2 separate regions of the Mus musculus genome follow, and region 2 is linked to region 1. A link is a loop called in an ENCODE intact Hi-C map of the cell type or tissue named here. Cell type or tissue: heart. All regions are shown on one strand. Each heading gives the region's core, and the rest is flanking DNA. Links, peaks and the distances in the headings are about the cores only. Region 1 holds the start of Slc25a5 (solute carrier family 25 (mitochondrial carrier, adenine nucleotide translocator), member 5). Region 2 holds the start of Ube2a (ubiquitin-conjugating enzyme E2A).

Region 1 (5,366 bases), core at 130-5,129:
TGTAGAATCTGGGTTTAAATGTGTCTGTGTGTGTGTACATAAATGGCACAAATGTATAAAGGAAGATGGTAAAGGAAGATGGTAGGAACCAGTGAAAGGGAGTAATGAGGGGTAGATATGAGCAACCTATATGACAGACATGTGTAAAGAGGTGATGATGGAACTCATTATTACTATGCTATTAGTATCAAATAAAAACCTAGGGGCTGGGATTGTAGCTCCGCACTAGAGCACAGGTCTCACATGCAAGTAGTAGACATACTGGCTCAAATAAGGTAGTTCACAGAAACTTCTAAGGAAAAGGAGAATGTGCCTTGGAACCCCTATATGGAATGTGTCCATGATTTTGTATTGTTAAGTAGCTTGGAGCTAACAAGTAACAAACTCTACCCTTAGAAGGGCCTGAAACCCTCGAGGAAGCTGTAAGTGGACAGATATAGAGGTAGGAGAGGGCAAGTGACTGTGCTGGCTAGTCTTATGTCAACTTGACACAAGCTGGCGTCATCTGAGAAGGAAAGCTCAGTTGAGAAAATGCCTTCACCAGGCTGACCCTTGGGTAACCCTGTGGTGCACTTTCTTGTTTGATGATTGATATGAGTAGGCCCGGCTCATTGTGGGTGGGGCCACCACTGGGCTGGTGGGCATGCTACAAGAAAACATGCTGAGCAAGCCATTGGGAGCAAGCCAGTAAGCAGTTCTCCTCCAAAGCCTCTGCAACACCTGCCTCTAGGTTTCCTATCTGAGTTCTTGCTTACAGCTTGGACTACATGCTGTAAGATGAAATAAGCCTGGGCTGCGGAGATGGCTCAGCGGTTAAGAGCACTGACTGCTCTTCCAGAGGTCCTGAGTTCAAATCCCAGCAACCACATGGTGGCTCACAACCATCTGTAATGAGATCTGATGCCCTCTTCTGGTGTGTTGAAGACAGCTACAGTATATTTACATATCACAAGTAAACCTTAAAAAAAGAGATGAAATAAGCCCTCTCTCCTGAAGTTGTTTTGGGTCACGGTGTTTTATCACAGAAATCAAAGAAGCCCTAACTAAAACATCTACTATGTCTTAAGCATGGACAGGTACACTGGCATTTCACCTTTGGGAATTTTGAAGGTTGGACACCTATGGGTCAGATGCAGCTAAGTTTTCAACTGACGCCTTTATTTCTATAAAATAAACACTGGTTGTTTAGAAAGCAGTTTGGTGATCACATTATCTGCTTCTGTCCTGAACATGAGGGAGGATTCCTGATCTTCAGGTCGTTTGTAGCAAATATTTACTCGGCTCAGCATTAAGGGGCTCAGGGAACACAGGTCCATTGCCACTACCGTGGGAGTTCAGCAATCTAACAATCGAAGAGCACTTTACTTGGTGTCTGGAGTCAACTGCCAACTGCAATGTTAACCTTTTCAGCCTCTTATCCTTCTGGGTGTGCTCTGTATTTGGCTTCCAATTAAAATGATTTCCTCACCTTGAGTCTGTCCTTTGGACTTTCCAAGGCCAATTCCCTGAAAGATCTTTGTTAAGCTATTTGCAAACCAGTCTGGGGTATGCTGCCAGGATCGCACCCTGCTGGTAGGTACCTCAGTCTGGGGTATGCTGCCGGGATCGCATCCTGCTGGTAGGTACCTCAGTTTTCTCTGGCTCTGAAGACATTGTTCAAAGCAGTGTCAGGTCTAGGTAGTGAAGTTCACAGAACTTGACACAGAACCCCTCAGCCACCAAGATAAATGAATTTCATGTATAATGTGATGTTTTAAAAACTCAAAACCAATGCAAAAATCCTTGGATTGTTAATGTTAAGAACTTGACAGACAGGGATCCCATCCTGTACTAGTATGACCTTGGTTCATGTACCTCACTGTAATTCCAGTCCTGGTTCTACAATTAATTTTCGTTACAAAAATGGGTGAGTGAACTGCAGACCTTAAGTGTGTTTGAATGAAATCGATTAACATACCATTAGATATTTATCTCGATTCCTTAAGTTTGGGGAGGTTTTGTCTGTCTGAATCGTCTTCACCCTAGGCCTGGGTTGGTTTTTCTTGTTTTTTGTTTGTTTGTTTGTTTGTTTGTTTGTTTGTTTTGCTTGTCTTGTCGTTTGGGCACTTATCTTCACCCTTCCTCGCTATTCCCTGACACTTCTTAGGGTCCAGGTCCCCCAGTTGTAGGTACTCCTTGCAGCCTTTTCTTACTCTGGCCTGATCAGGTGCCAAGGGCAAGCGAGGCTGACAGGGCGACCTCCCAGGCTCCTCCCGCGTGTCCCGAGCCACTCAGCAGCTCTGCCATTCCGCGCGCCAGTACTGGGCGCCCGCCTTGGCCCGCCCCTTACGCCGGCAGCTCACCGCCTGGCTGCCGCTATATAAGTCGGCCATTTGCTTTGCTCCGCCCCAGAGCCCGGGAGTCAAAGCCGGTTGTCAACCCAGCCCTGTCCCGCACTCGCCTGCCTCTTCTTTTTTTGCTTTCAACATGACAGATGCCGCTGTGTCCTTCGCCAAGGACTTCTTGGCCGGTGGAGTGGCCGCAGCCATCTCCAAGACAGCGGTAGCACCCATCGAGAGGGTCAAGCTGCTGCTGCAGGTACGTTCTGAGATCGAGGGGCCCAGGCAGGAAGTAAAGGATCTGCACAGAAAGGGGGTACCCTAGCGGAAAAGTGGGGCTCAGTCTTTAGATTTGGGGGCAAGGTGAAGGCCGGGCCTAGCCAGTGTCAGATCGAAAGGCAACCGGGAGGAAGGCGCCTTTAAGGACCTGGAGTTTGAGTGTCGCAAGTGGTCGGGACCAGAGGGACCAGAGGCGCTCAGGGCCATCCCCGGCACAGAGAACTAGGATGGGGTTGCCCGAGAGGCTCTGTCTAGCCCGGATTTAGAGGCAAGGGCAATAGGCCTGAAAGCAGGCGCTGGAAAACAGAGTACCTGGCCTGACCGAAAACCTCAAGGTCACGGCAAGGAGATTACAGCTTTGGGCAGGCCACGCGGACCGGTTCTGCGGCCACGCAGCCGGCGAACAACGCGGTGTGGGCTCGCCGGCCGGCAGGCCGGAAGTGGACGCCGGGAAGAGCATGTGCCGGCTACGTCCGCCCCCGCGCAGCCCCTCGCCAGCCTTCCTGCCGCGCGCTCGCCGCGCACTGCCTCTAGGGGGCGCTCGCGGGCGAGCGTTTAGTCGTCGTCACCGCCACCCCTCCCGACAGGAGTGGGGGTGGGGCGGAAAGGGAGCAGCTCCGGAGACTAGAGAAGTTGACTGGTCACCAAGGTGACCGTGTCCTATGCAGGTCCCACCCTAATGCTTCTGAACCTGATCTGGAAGGAATGACCTTTCTTCCTGGTCTAAAGGTCATAGGTACGCTTGAGGGTGCCTCACTCACAGAAGTCGAGACTTACTACTTCTGATGGTGCTGCTCAATTCTTAAACACTTCCCCTACGCCCCCCAGTAGTGTCAGCAGTTAGAATTGTCCAGCTCATGTGATTCTGAAAGCTAGATTTGGAGAAAGGGGAACGAACCTTAACGATTTTATGTGTGTGTTCTTCCCTTTCCCCTTCTCTGTGATTATAACTGTCCCTATTGCCTTCTTCCTATCCATCAGGTGCAGCATGCCAGCAAGCAAATCACGGCAGATAAGCAATACAAGGGCATCATAGACTGCGTGGTTCGTATCCCCAAGGAACAGGGAGTCCTGTCCTTCTGGCGTGGGAACCTGGCCAATGTCATCAGATACTTCCCCACCCAGGCTCTCAACTTTGCCTTCAAAGATAAATACAAGCAGATCTTTCTGGGTGGTGTGGACAAGAGGACCCAGTTCTGGCGCTACTTTGCAGGGAACCTGGCATCAGGTGGTGCCGCTGGGGCTACATCCTTGTGCTTTGTGTACCCTCTTGATTTTGCCCGTACCCGTCTAGCAGCTGATGTGGGCAAAGCTGGAGCTGAAAGGGAATTCAAAGGCCTTGGTGACTGCCTGGTTAAGATCTACAAATCTGATGGGATTAAGGGCCTGTACCAAGGCTTTAATGTGTCAGTACAGGGCATTATCATCTACCGAGCTGCCTACTTTGGTATCTATGACACTGCAAAGGGTAAGTTTGCTATTTGCTTAGAGGCTGTGGGAGATGTGGGTACTTATTTGCAGTTATAGGAACTCAACCTAGGGCCTTGTGCATGCTAATCTAGTGCTGAGCTGTATCCCCAAACCCCAGGTTCCTATTTTTTCCTCCTCTTTGGGACAGGGTCTCACTGTGTATCCCTGGCTAGCCTAGAACCCAGTATGTAGACCAGGCTACCCATTCATAGCCATCCACCTTAAGACAGGGTAGCAAGGTCTTGCACCAATATAACAGAAGCCCACCACTCATTTTGTTTTTAATTGCTGAAGGAAGCCAGATTCTTCAAGTGTGAAGCTTGTGGTAGATAAAATGTTAGTTGGTTATAGTAAATAGGTCAGCAAAACTACATTTTGATTTTTTTTAATCTCTTATTTTTCAGGAATGCTCCCAGATCCCAAGAATACTCACATCTTCATCAGCTGGATGATTGCACAGTCTGTCACTGCTGTCGCTGGCCTGACTTCCTATCCTTTTGACACGGTTCGCCGTCGTATGATGATGCAGTCTGGACGCAAAGGAAGTAAGTTCGGCTTGATCGTAAGATAAAAAGTCATGGGAGTGAGGCAAGTTATGGCCAAAAATGAGTGGGTGGCTGCCTTTAATAACTACAGTCTAGGGCTAGAGATACAGCTCGGTGGTAGAGCATTAGCCCACCGTACTCAAGGCCCTATATTCAATCTCCAGTGTCATTGAAATGCTGTAGGCTCTGAAGGGGTGATGGACAGCATCCATGTTGTCTGCACAAGTGCCTGTGAGCAAACAGCCCTTTAGATGCCTATGACATGGCTGTCCCTGTTCTCCAGTCAATGCCTGTGCTAATGTGTAAATGCTTGGGTTTAAAACTGCCATTAAGTGCTTAGAATAGCTCAGTAGTAGAGAGCTTAGCATACACAAGGCCTAAGGTTCCATCCTTAGCATGGGGGGAAAAGGGGGGAAAATACTTTTTAAAGGTGGGGCTCGGTTCTGTATTAGGATTTTGGAGGTGTTCACTGGCTTTTAGTCATCAACTACATGTCTTTATTCTTTGCAGCTGATATCATGTACACAGGCACGCTTGACTGCTGGCGGAAGATCGCGCGCGATGAAGGGAGCAAGGCTTTTTTCAAGGGCGCATGGTCCAACGTTCTCAGAGGCATGGGTGGCGCCTTTGTGCTTGTCTTGTATGATGAGATCAAGAAATACACATAATTATGTCCTAGGTGTTCTCCCCGAGAACAGGCATGTTGTATAATATACCATATCTTGAACATTCTGGACAGATTCTCTGGGCTTGT
Region 2 (5,366 bases), core at 280-5,279, 78 kb after region 1:
CTCACAAGAGACAGCTATATCAGGGTCCTTTCAGCAAAATCTTGCTAGTGTATACAATGGTGTTTGCATTTGGAGGCTGATTATGGGATGGATCCCCGGGTGCGGCAGTCTCTAGATGGTTAGTCTAGATTTTATAGTGAAGAAATTGAGTAGCTTTTATTTGTTTGTTTATTTATTTAGGTACTGGGGATGGGACATGGAGCCTTACACACACCAGGCAAGTACTGAACTGCATTTCAGTCAATTGACAAGAGTAACTACCACCTGAAGTTAGAGGATTTTTAAGATATAGAGATTATCAACATTGGGTCTGATATAATCAGAGAAGTTAGAGAAAGTACATTGCAGTCTCCTTGAAGAAAAATGTTCAAAGTAGGGAAAGGAGCTAATAATAGAGAAATATTCAGTTGGCAATGAAAAGGGGAGTAGGTCACATAGCAAAGAATGGAGGTGGCCTCTGGGAGCTGGGAGTGGTCCCAGTTTGGCAGTTAATAGTGAAATAGGGCTCCAAGCCCTATGACCACAAGGAACTAGACTTGACCTGCAGTTCATGGCTATCAGTTCAGCAGTGACAGAGAACAAATGCTCTTTTTGCAGGCCTTGCTTTTGCTCTTTTCATGTGTGAACTAGAAGACTTCGTGTTCCTAGATGAGGAGAAAGGATATTTGAAATTTGTTTGGTAACCTTTTCCCACCAACAGCCATAATCCAACACTATTAGGGAAACTTGCTTTAACGGATTCATATGTTGGGGTTAATGGGGGGGTAACAATTGTTAGTCAGGAAGGCACTTGCCATTAAGTACCTAGGAAAATCACTACTGTTGGTATGTGCTTCCTACTCCTATGCACCTGATGACTTCTGGACATCTTCGCATGGCTGTTTCATCACTCCCAGGAGCTCAGGAAGTCCCACTCAAAATTTCTTCTCCCAGATGTGTCCCTTCACCCTTTATGCCTAGTTCTGTTAACGGCCACTTCAAAGCCCCACTGCTCTCAGGGTTTAAAGCATCATTCTTGCCACCACATTCAATCTATTGCCAAGTGCTCTTTATTTACCCCCCTCCTTTTCTCTGATGACTATAGAAGACTGGGCTCTCCGAGAGAGAGAGAGAGAGAGAGAGAGAGAGAGAGAGAGAGAGAGAGATTGATTTCAAAATGTGAGCAGGATTTAATGGGAAAGAAAATCTCTGTTGAAGACTGAAGCTGTAGTAGTTCCCATGGTAAAGGATGCGCTTGTCTCTGGGAGGTGAGATTGCCTGATACAGTGTTTCTCCTCCACAGTAGCAAAAGAGCCCTGCAGCTACTTTCTTGCTCTCTAGGGAGAAGATTCTGAATGCCCAGCTCTAATGGTGTCGCTTCCTGCCTCCACTACCTTCCAAGGATTCCATTAGCTTGGCATTCAAAACTCTCCCAGATTTAACTCAAACCTGCCTTTCTCATAATTTCCAGCATCCTTGTCTGCCCACTAAGTGACTTTTGGGTTGATCTTTGAAAATGCTTCTTTGAAACTGTTCTTGCTTTTGCAGGTCCCTATACTCCCTGGGAGGCTTGCCTGAGACTTGCAGCTTTTCCTGTGCGCCCTGCCTCTCCTTGCCGCCTCCGGTCCTTCCAATACTCTCCAGCTGGATAAGCTCATACCTCAGACTCTTCTAAACTAGCTGCTTGGCTTGCTGAATTACCAAGGGGAAATGTGGTTCCAGAGACAAATTGTGAGTACCCATAGAGATTGTAAAAAGTCTATTTTCCCTGGGAGAAGCTCTCATTTCTTTTTTTTCTTTCTTTCTTTCTTTTCTTTTCTTTCTTTTTTTTTTTTTCCGACACAGGGTTTCTCTGTGTAGCCCTGGCTGTCCTGGAACTCACTTTGTAGACCAGGCTGGCCTCGAACTCAGAAATCCGCCTGCCTCTGCCTCCCGAGTGCTGGGATTAAAGGCGTGCGCCACCACGGCGAAGCTCTCATTTCTGCCACTGCCCCCCAACATCATTTCATTCAGTCCTAGGGTTAAAAGTTGGGTTTGAATTGTGCACCCTCATCTCAAAGAAGATGGACCCAAAGTCCATTTTCATACTCAAGAGCTATTTATTTATTTATTTATTTATTTATATTACTTTCCCCATGACTTTAAGCAGTTACCCCAGCCTCTCGTGTCTACAGGACTGTGACCCTAACATCCTTGCCTTTGGAGAACTGCTTTGCCTGTGCCAAGTCTTTCCTCCACTCTTTTCTTTCAACTAATCTTCTCGCCTCTTTCCCCGACCCTAAACAGTAGTTGGCAGTTTAATAATTCATTCTTTGTCAAAACAGAAGAAAGGTTAAAGACATATTCCTGGCAGGCTGAGGTGACCTCCAAGTCCAGCCTCTGGGATTCACAGTGAGTCTGAGTTAGCCTGTGTTACATTAGATACTACAAGAGACCAACCCTACAATCAATCAGCCAATCAATCAATCAACAAATAAGTGGAGGAAGAAGGGGGAACCAATAACAAAACAAGAAGTAATTAAAAGACTGGCATGGTGGTGCACTCTTGTAATCCCAGCATTTGGGAGGTGAAAGCAGGAGAGTCAGGAGTTCAAAATCATGCTCAACGACACAGTGAGTTCGAGGTTCTCTGGCCTATAGGAGACTCTGTCTCAACAGAGGGGGAAAAAAGATAGAAAAAGAGCCCCTCCTTCCCGAAAAAAAGTAAGTACCTATAAAAAGAAAACTTCGCAGGGGTTCCTCTTCAAGTCAGCAAGTGGGGCCCGCGCTGCTCCCTGTTAAATCACCGGGACTTGAAGGTTTCCTTTGCTTCCCGCCTAGCCTTTTCCCCCAGGGAACTTGGCCACCTCCTCCCTTAGGTCCAGGGCCAGGGCTCTCAGGTGGGACGTGATTGACAGGTCAACTTTGGCTCTCCCCGCCCCGTGGCCGCCTTGGTACGGTCCGCCGGGCGTAAGGCGTTCCCCGCACCCCCCCGCGCGTTCTCCCCAGGTTGGTTCGGCCCCCGTCTACTCTGGGGTGGTGCTTAGCCGGCGCCAGACCGACCCTCGGCTCCGGAGCGGCAGTGCCGTCCCTCTCGGCGCCTCCTCGGCTTCTCCGGCTTCCTCGGCTTCCTCGGGGACCGCGGACCCTGGTATATGCCCGACTGCTGAGCCCGCTAAAGCCATGTCGACCCCGGCCCGGCGCCGCCTCATGAGGGACTTCAAGAGGTAACCCGCGTCCGCGAGGGCCAGGCGCTCGAGGGGGCGGCCTGCCTGCCCGCCTGCCTGCCTGCCTGCCGGGGGGCACAGGGCGGAGCCCGAAGCGGAGCGGCTCCGGGTGTGATGGGGAGGGGGATCCCGGCGGCGAATCGCGGGGCTGAGGGCAGCCGCTGTGTGTCTGTTTCTGAAGGTTACAGGAAGATCCTCCGGCCGGAGTGAGCGGGGCTCCGTCGGAGAACAACATAATGGTTTGGAATGCGGTCATTTTTGGGTGAGTCTGCGGGCCGGCTCTCGCCGGCGACCGGGGCAGGGAGGACCGGGGCCGGCCCCTAGACGAGCCGCGCATGGGGGGAAAGGGGAAGAGAGTTGGGGTTGCTTGGGCCTAGGCGCCTCCCCGGAGCCTCTGCCTCGATTAGCTGCCTTCTCTCTGCTAGGGGAACTCTTTGGGGTTCTTGGTGGCGAGGGGCAGCGGAGGCTGCGGCGGCCTGCGCCGCCTTTTCCTAACCCGGGACAGCGGTGCGGGACGGACCAGGCGGCAGGGATGGGAAACCTTGACAGAGCCGCCGCCTCTGAGGCTGCGGGGAGGCGGGGACCCTCTGAGCCGGCACTAACGGGCTCTTGTTTTTGTTTTTATTCTGTGTTGCAGGCCCGAAGGGACCCCGTTTGAGGATGGTAAGAGAGTTTCTTAGCCCACCTTTCAGGAGCCTACTCTTCAGGGGAAAGGGGGTCCCGGGTATCAGCAAGCGCCCCCCACTTAAAGAAGCGGCTTTGCCCCTGCCACCTCTGACCACCAAAGGCTCAAGTGAAATTCAGTGTGTGGCGGATTGTTCTGGCTAGACCTAGGCTTAATCAAAACTTCACTTTTTCCGTTCGTTTGTGTCGTCTCCCCCCCCCCCCGTTTAATCCATCCTGGGTGAAAGTAGTCACTTTTTAAAAGAAGTGCCACAGCGCTGGTATTCAGGGTTGTGGAGGTTTGAGCAGCCTTCTTGCTAACTTTAGCCCCCACAGAGATAATGCAGCAGGAAACCAGTTCACCAGCAACCATCTGGTCCACAAAGCGTTCCATCCCCAGGGCAAGAAGTGTGTTCAGCAGTGCTTAGTGTGTGGCTTGTTTAGTGCTGAATGGATGCAAGCTTCTCTGACATACAGTTGCCTGCCTGGCTTGAGCAATGTCACTAAGGTCACGAGCCTCACTTCTTTAGAGATGCTCTTCCATGTCTAATTTCAGTATAATGTTGTTCCTTGAGTTTTCAATTCATTTACAGTGTGTGTTTCCGGTTAGATCCTCTGACTGATAATCTCAAAGCAGTTTCAGAATTGAGATTTGCCTCACAGTAGCCCCCGTTTGGCCGGTATCCAGTCTACTTGAATGTTGAGTTTATATCAAGAGGTGCATAACAAACGATTTAGGCTTTAACTTTTTTTTGTTGTTGTTGTTTTTTGTTTTTTTCGAGACAGGGTTTCTCTGTACAGCCCTGGCTGTCCTGGAACTCACTCTGTAGACCAGGCTGGCCTCGAACTCAGAAATCTACCTGCCTCTGCCTCCTGAGTGCTGGGATTAAAGGCGTGTGCCACCGCTGCCCGGCTAGTCTCTGGTTCTTGATCATCTAACTAGTATCAGATATGCTTTCCATCTTGTGGGGTGGGCTTTAAGTCAAATCAAACATTGGTTGGTTATGCCACCATTGCACTAGCATTTTTTTTTCAGGCATAACAGTATTGTAGGTAATATGGAGAGGTTGCTGTTTGCCTTTCTCCTTTGGTAGCTGGGATCAAAGGCGTGCGCCACCACACCCGGCTAGGCTTTAACTTTTAAACACATAATAACTGCTCTTCAAAACTTGATATATTTATTGAATGCTGCCTTGCTGTCCTATGCCTTTCATTCTTGCACTTAGATGGCAGAGTGGGCAGGCAAGACTCCATGAGTTTGAGACTAGTCTAGTCTACTGTAATTTCAGGCCAGTCAGAGTTATCCTTGTCTTAAAAATAAAACAACAAGGAAAAGCCTTCCCCACTCTAATTTGACATAATTACAGATTCCTGTGCAGTTGAAATAAATACTATTAATGAGTCCCTGTAAACTCTTACCCAAGTCCCATTACCTTTTTGGCAATATCTTTTGTTTTTTTTGTTGTTGTTGTTTGTTTTTGTTTTTGTTTTTGGTTTTTTTTGAGACAGGGTTTCTCT

Evidence for each region. Hi-C counts contacts between places; a loop is a spot of excess contacts. Peaks named below come from ENCODE experiments on the same cell type or tissue, not always from the same donor. Only the 100,000 strongest peaks of a DNase experiment are listed, where the experiment ranks them.
Region 2: a loop joins it to region 1, with 5 times the contacts of the local background. A loop is called at or near these places in 1 of 42 quality-filtered maps.

Annotation. Positions count from the first base shown.
Region 1 is chrX:36,793,265-36,798,630 of GRCm38, forward strand. It overlaps Slc25a5 (solute carrier family 25 (mitochondrial carrier, adenine nucleotide translocator), member 5), which reads left to right and starts at 2,333. Exons shown (of 4, transcript NM_007451.4): 1 at 2,333-2,577; 2 at 3,579-4,065; 3 at 4,472-4,612; 4 at 5,123-5,366. The coding sequence starts at 2,467. The coding sequence ends at 5,280. In heart, for the core only: a CTCF peak has its summit at 3,111 (motif pointing right); DNase peaks (open chromatin) are centred at 2,337, 3,197 and 3,657; H3K4me3 peaks cover 1,653 bases; H3K27ac peaks cover 1,908 bases.
Region 2 is chrX:36,871,345-36,876,710 of GRCm38, forward strand. Ube2a (ubiquitin-conjugating enzyme E2A) reads left to right here and starts at 2,951. Exons shown (of 6, transcript NM_019668.4): 1 at 2,951-3,185; 2 at 3,367-3,447; 3 at 3,823-3,848. The coding sequence starts at 3,142. In heart, for the core only: no CTCF peak of the experiment used is centred there; a DNase peak (open chromatin) is centred at 2,947; H3K4me3 peaks cover 1,970 bases; H3K27ac peaks cover 1,382 bases; H3K27me3 peaks cover 307 bases.